Regions from separate parts of the Homo sapiens genome. Here region 2 is linked to region 1. A link is a contact called in ENCODE Hi-C or POLR2A ChIA-PET data. All regions are on one chromosome and are shown on one strand. Each heading gives the region's core, a stretch centred on a gene start or an enhancer-like site at or near the end of the contact. The rest is flanking DNA. Distances are from core to core; before and after follow the strand shown.

What was found. Hi-C counts contacts between places; a loop is a spot of excess contacts on that map. ChIA-PET counts read pairs that join two places held with the same protein, here RNA polymerase II (POLR2A). Pooled maps may share reads with other maps.
Region 2: a loop to region 1 is called in a map of CD4-positive, alpha-beta memory T cell, with 4 times the contacts of the local background. The contact joins the enhancer-like site here to the promoter of EBF4 in region 1. A Hi-C loop is called at or near these places in 1 of 168 maps with a recorded cell type or tissue (CD4-positive, alpha-beta memory T cell) and 7 of 50 pooled maps. POLR2A ChIA-PET finds 5 or more read pairs at or near these places in 1 of 52 experiments (naive thymus-derived CD4-positive, alpha-beta T cell).

What each region holds. Positions count from the first base shown.
Region 1 is chr20:2,691,304-2,694,114 of GRCh38, forward strand. EBF4 (EBF family member 4) reads left to right here and starts at 1,477. Exons shown (of 17, transcript NM_001395167.1): 1 at 1,477-2,479. The coding sequence starts at 2,343. LOC105372507 (a long non-coding RNA gene) reads right to left here and starts at 1,317. Exons shown (of 3, transcript XR_937210.3): 1 at 763-1,317; 2 at 37-161. RefSeq lists an enhancer at 2,648-2,811.
Region 2 is chr20:3,116,745-3,119,555 of GRCh38, forward strand. The region is part of intron 3 of UBOX5 (U-box domain containing 5); the gene reads right to left. The region is part of intron 5 of UBOX5-AS1 (UBOX5 antisense RNA 1); the gene reads left to right. Among named protein-coding and RNA genes, the nearest start is that of UBOX5-AS1, 11 kb to the left of the region's middle. Within about 2 kb of position 1,352, at least 8 of the 41 ENCODE cell types and tissues checked have a DNase peak (open chromatin) inside an H3K27ac peak, as active enhancers do.

The sequences.
Region 1 (2,811 bases), core at 227-2,726:
GAGCAAGTGTGGAACAGCTCTGGGGGGGCTTCTCACATGTAATGTGTGTACAGGTCTTGGTAAATTGCAGGTTCCGATTCAGCAGGTCCCGGCAGGGCCTAAGAGTCTGGATTCCTCACCAGCTCCCAGGTGATGTCAATGCTGCTGGTCCGGGGACCACACTGTGAGAAGCAAGATTTAGAGAGGCAGATCAGGAGATGGAGAAAGAGACTGGCTTAAGAATTGTCTTAAGGAGAAACCCATGTTTGATAATCCCACCTAGGGTAAAAGCTGAGACCTGAAGGAGTCCTGGTGGGAATGGCAGCCCCCTGTGGGTGATGGGGAGAGGCATAGAGAGAAGGGGTGGTAAAGAGACCAGGAAAGGAGGTGAGAGGGCCTCTGTGATGGCAGGAGAACCAGCAGTGCCCCCAGGACGCCTCATCTGGGCCAATGTGTGACAGAACGCTAACTCACACTTGGAGGCCCCCCAGAAGAGGATGGGAGTGAGTTGGAGCAGGAAGGTGTTATTGCAGGGGTGTCTGAGCGTGAACATGGCAGGCAGGGCAGGTGGCCCCCATGCTGTTCTGCAGGAAAGTGCTGGACTCAGTCTGGGCTTGCTCGAAGCCTGGCCAGGACAACGTGGGGAGAGGGGCAGAAATGTCTCTGCCCCACGGTCAAGGGCCAGACGACTTCTGTGCCAGGAACTAATAAAAAAAAAGGAATGGGATCTGAGACGGGACGCGGCTGGGGAGAAACAGGAGGTGAGCTGGGCTCTGAGCCTACCTGTCCAACTCGCAATCAGAAATCAGGAGGTTCCTGAAAGGCACAGATGGAAACTGAAAATGCTTTAGGCTTAGGTAACCCAGCATCAGGAATCGGGATGGTTGGATGCAGGGACCTCGCCCAGCTTGTCTGGGGCCGCAGCCTACGGCAGGGACGTTTCAGTCCTTAGCTGGGGTGAAAGTGAGGTCAGGGTCGCCGGGGAAATGCGGGAGTACAGTCACGCGGGAGAAAGACGTCAAGAGCGAAAGCTCGGAGGCGTCAAAATGAGCAGCAAGTCCAGGCACAAGGCGTCGGGCGCGGAGAGTACGGCGGGTGCCGGGGGAGGGAGATGAGGCCGCGAAGACGCCGGGGCTTCGTCCGGCGGCGACGGGGAGGCCGCGGAGGTTCCCGAGCGCAGCGGGGCGCGCACCTCCCGCTCGGGCCGGGCTCCCTCGCCGCGCGGCCCCGGATCCTCCCTGCGCGGGTTTCCGTGGCCCCCGCCGGGCTCTTCCGTTCCCTCCCGCGGCCTCGACCAGGCCGCAGCCCCCAGCCCAGGCGACCGACTCGCCAGGGTCCGCCCCGCCGCCGCGGCCCGGGCCCGGCCGCTCCTCCCCCGATGATGTCACGTCCCCGGCCGCCCCTCGGCCGGCCGCGCCGCCCCGCCCCCGCCTCCCCCGGGCCCCCGTCCCCTGGGCCCGCCCGCTCCCGACATCCCTCCTCCCGCCTGCGCTCCCTCCCTTCGGCTACCGCTCCCCCGGGAGCGGCGGCGGCGGCGGCGGCGGCGGCGGGATGGCCCGGGCCCGAGGCCAGGCCCCGGGGAGCGGCGGGCGGCGGCGGCCGCGGCGGGGCGGCGCGGGAACCGGGCCCCGGGGGGAGTCGGCCGGGCTGCTGCTGCTGCTGCTCCAGGTGCTGCCGCCCGGGGCTACGGCAGGGCCGGGACGCCGGGGCACGCGGGGCGCTGGCGCTGGCGGCGGCGGCGTCTGCTGGCCCGGCGCGGCCCCAGCCTTTCCCCGGGACGCGCGGCTGCTGCTGCTCCTGCCGCCGCTGCCGCCACTGTCGCCGCCGCCGCCGAGCTCCGCGCCCGCAGCCTCCGCCTCCCGGATGGTAATCAGCGCCCCGCGCTGGCGCCGCGGGCGGGCGGGCGGGCGGGAGGTGGGGGCGGCGAGGGGGAAAGGGCGGGCGGCCCCGCGCCCCCGCCTTGCCCGAGGCAGCTCCCGGGGCGCTCGGGCCCCCCCTCCGACGACCGCGGCCCCGGGCAGCCGCCAGAGCGCGCCTCTGGGGCGCCTCCGCGCGGACCGGGTGCGGGCTCCGCTCCCCGCCCTCCCCGCCCCGCTCGCAGTCCGCCCGCCAGCGCTCAGGCCGCGGGGGAATCCCTCCATCTCCCCGCCCAGCGCCCCAGGAGGGGAGGGGACAGCGCCGGCGCCCGCGGACCCGCTTTCTCCGAGGGAGCGCCCAAGAGGCGAGCGCGCACTGAGCCACCCGGACTCGGCGCTGCGCTGCTGGAGGCGCCTGGTGCCGTCGGGTCGGGCTGAGCTAGACGCCCGCAGCCTCAGCGGGACCGGATCCGGGGCGGCGGGGGCGCTCACTCACCGCGCGCCCTCATGTTCCCTGCGCAGGACGCTCTGCCCCGCAGCGGGCTGAACCTGAAGGAGGAGCCGCTGCTGCCCGCCGGCCTGGGCTCAGTGCGCTCCTGGATGCAGGGCGCGGGCATCCTGGACGCCAGCACCGCGGCGCAGAGGTAAGCGCTCGGACCGGACCCGGTGCGCTCGGGTTGGACGGCTGCGCGCCGCCTCAGCTCAGCTTGCTGGAGCTGCTGGAGCCAGGGGCGGAAGGAGCCCTAACTCTGGACGGTCCCGGCGAGCTCCCCGGCCCACCCCGTCCGGAGTGCCTGTGCTGCCTCCTGAGGCTGTGGGGCGGGCTGGGGCGGGGCTTCTGCCTCCACTCCGGGCTGCCCCGGTAGATTTCTGACGGCCGCTCGCGGGTGCGGCGGTGAACGCCACCCCAGCCGGGCTGTCTATGGCTCTGAGAGAAGAGGCAGAGCTCCCAGCCATGACCCACAGCCACCGGCCG
Region 2 (2,811 bases), core at 102-2,601, 430 kb after region 1:
ACATAGGAAACTAAAAGAATGATCAACCTAAACAGAATAATTTCCATAAGGAAAAAGAAAAGGTTGCCAGGCCAGGCACAGTGGCTCACACCTGTAATCCCAGCACTTTGGGAGGCTGAGACAGGCAGATCGCCTGAAGTCAGGAGTTCAAGACCAGCCTGGTCAACATGGCGAAATCCTGTCTCTACTGAAAATACAAAAATTAGCCAGGCGTAGTAGTGCGTGCCTGTAATCCCAGCTACTCGGGAAGCTGAGGCAGGAGATTCGCTTGAACTCAGGAGGCAGAGGTTGCAGTGAGCCATAATCACACTACTGCACTCCAGCCTGGGTGACAGAGCGAGACTCCATCTCAAAAAAAAAAAGGAAACGTGTCAAAGAGCTACCCTCCACAAGCACCAAGCACTGACAATCACAAGGACTTCTACTAGACAGGCAGAGTGGGTATTCCAATACTATTCAATTGTTCCACAGCACAGAAAAGAAAAAATTCTAAATTCTTTCTATGGAACAAAAAAATCATCAATGACACCTGACCAAAGATGGCACACACACACACACACACACACACACACACACACACACACTACAGTCCAACCCCACTAATGAATACAAAAATCCTAACACTAGCAAACAGAACCATTAAAATCTATTAACAGGGGCCAGGCGCTGTAGCTCATGCCTGTAATCCCAGAGTTTTGGGAGGCCAAGGCGGGTGGATTGCCTGAGCTCAGGAGTTTGTGACCAGCCTGGGCAACATGGTGAAACACCGTCTCTAATAAAATACGAAAAATTAGCCGGGTGTGGCGGCATGTGCCTGTAGTCCCAGCTACTCAGGAGGCAGAAGCAGGAGAATTGCTAGAATCCAGGAGGCAGAGGTTGCAGTGAGCCAAGATCGCACAAGTGCACTCCAGCCCGGGCGACAGAGCGAGACTCCGTCACTATATAGATAAATAAATAAATAACAGGGCTGGGCGTGGTGGCTCACACTTGTAATCCCAGCACTTTGGGAGGCTGAGGCAGGCAGATCACCTGAGGTCAGGAGTTCAAGACCAGCCTGGCCAACATGGCGAAACCCCATCTCTACTACAAATACAAAAATTAGCCAGGCATGGTGGCGAGCGCCTGTAATCTCAGCTAATCAGGAGGCTGAGGCAGGAAAATCACTTGAATCCGGGAGGCGGAGGTTGCAGTGAGCAGAGATTGCGACACTGCACTCCAGCCAGGGCGACAGAATGAGACTCTGTCTCAAAAAATAAAAATAAAAATAAAAAAAATTAGCCAGTATGGTGCTGTGCGCCTGTAGTCTTGGCTACCGAGGCAGGAGAATCACTTAAATCCCAGCAGCAGAGGTCGCAGTGAGCAGAGATTGCGTCACTGCTGCACTCCAGCCTGGGCGACAGAGGGAGACTGTTTCCAAAAAAACAAAACAAAAAGAAACCATTAACAGGCCGGGCACTATCGCTCATGCCTGTAATCCCAGCACTTTGGGAGGCTGAGGCAGGTAGATAACCTGAGGTCAGGAGTTCAAGATCAGCTTGGCCAACATGACAAAACCCAGTCTATACTAAAAATACAAAAATTAGCTGGGCACGGTTGTGGGCACCTGTAATCCCAACTACTCTGGAGGCTGAGGCAGGAGAATTGCTTAGACCAGGAGGCAGAGGTTGCAGTGAGCCAAGATTGTGCTATTGCACTCCAGCCTGGGTGACAGAGTGAGACTCTGCCTCATAAAAATACAAAAATCAGCCAGGTGTAGTGGCTCACACCTGTAATCCCAGCACTTTGGGAGGCCGAGGTGGGTGGATCATGAGGTCAGGAGATCAAGACCATCCTGGCTAACACAGTGAAACCCCGTCTCTACTAAAAGTATTAAAAAAATTAGCCAGGTGTGCTGGCGGGCGCCTGTAGTCCCAGCTACTCAGGAGGCTGAGGCAGGAGAATGGCGTGAACCAGGGAGGCGGAGCTGGCAGTGAGCCAAGATCGCGCCACTGCACTCCAGCCTGGGCGACAGAGCGAGACTCCGTCTCAAAAAAAAAGAAAAAAAATCAGCCAGGCGTGTTGGCACGCACCTATAGTCCCAGCTATTCCAGAGGCTGAGGCATGAGAATTGCTTGAACCCGGGAGGCAGAGATTGAAGTGAGCCGAGATCACACCACTGCACTCTACCCTGAGTGACACAGTGAGACTCCATCTCAAAAAAAAAGGAAGGAAGGAAGGAATTATTTAGGTTGAATTACACAGAAGTTTGTCACTGATCTGTGTTCTCGAACTAAGAAATATGAAGATGGAGGCTAAGAAATCATTTCTCTTAATATTATAAATAAGCAATTAACAAATACCTTGGGAAAAATAAGAATACAATAGAAGTGAGGAGTGTGACTTTCAAGATTACATTCTAAAAGATGGATTTCCCTCGTCTGTGCACTCTCTCTGGAACGCACAGCTCCCACACAGTACACTGCCCTATGGAGAGGCCCACAAGGCAAGGAACCGAGGGCAGCCTTGGGCCAACAGCCAACCAGCAAGTGAGGCCTCAGTCCAACAATGCATCAACGAGCTGAATCTTGCAACAATGATGTGGGTGAGACTAGAAGTAAATGCTTCCCCAGTTGATCCTTGAGATGACCACAGCCTCAGCCACCAGTTTGATGGCAGACTTGGAAGACCCTGAAGCAGAGAATCCAGCCAAGTTACGCTGGGATTTGTGATCCACAGAAGTTATGAGACAATGAATGTTTGTTGCTGTAAGCCAGTAAGTTTTGGGGTAATTTGTTACCTAGCAATAGATAACCAATACTTCTTTAACATGAT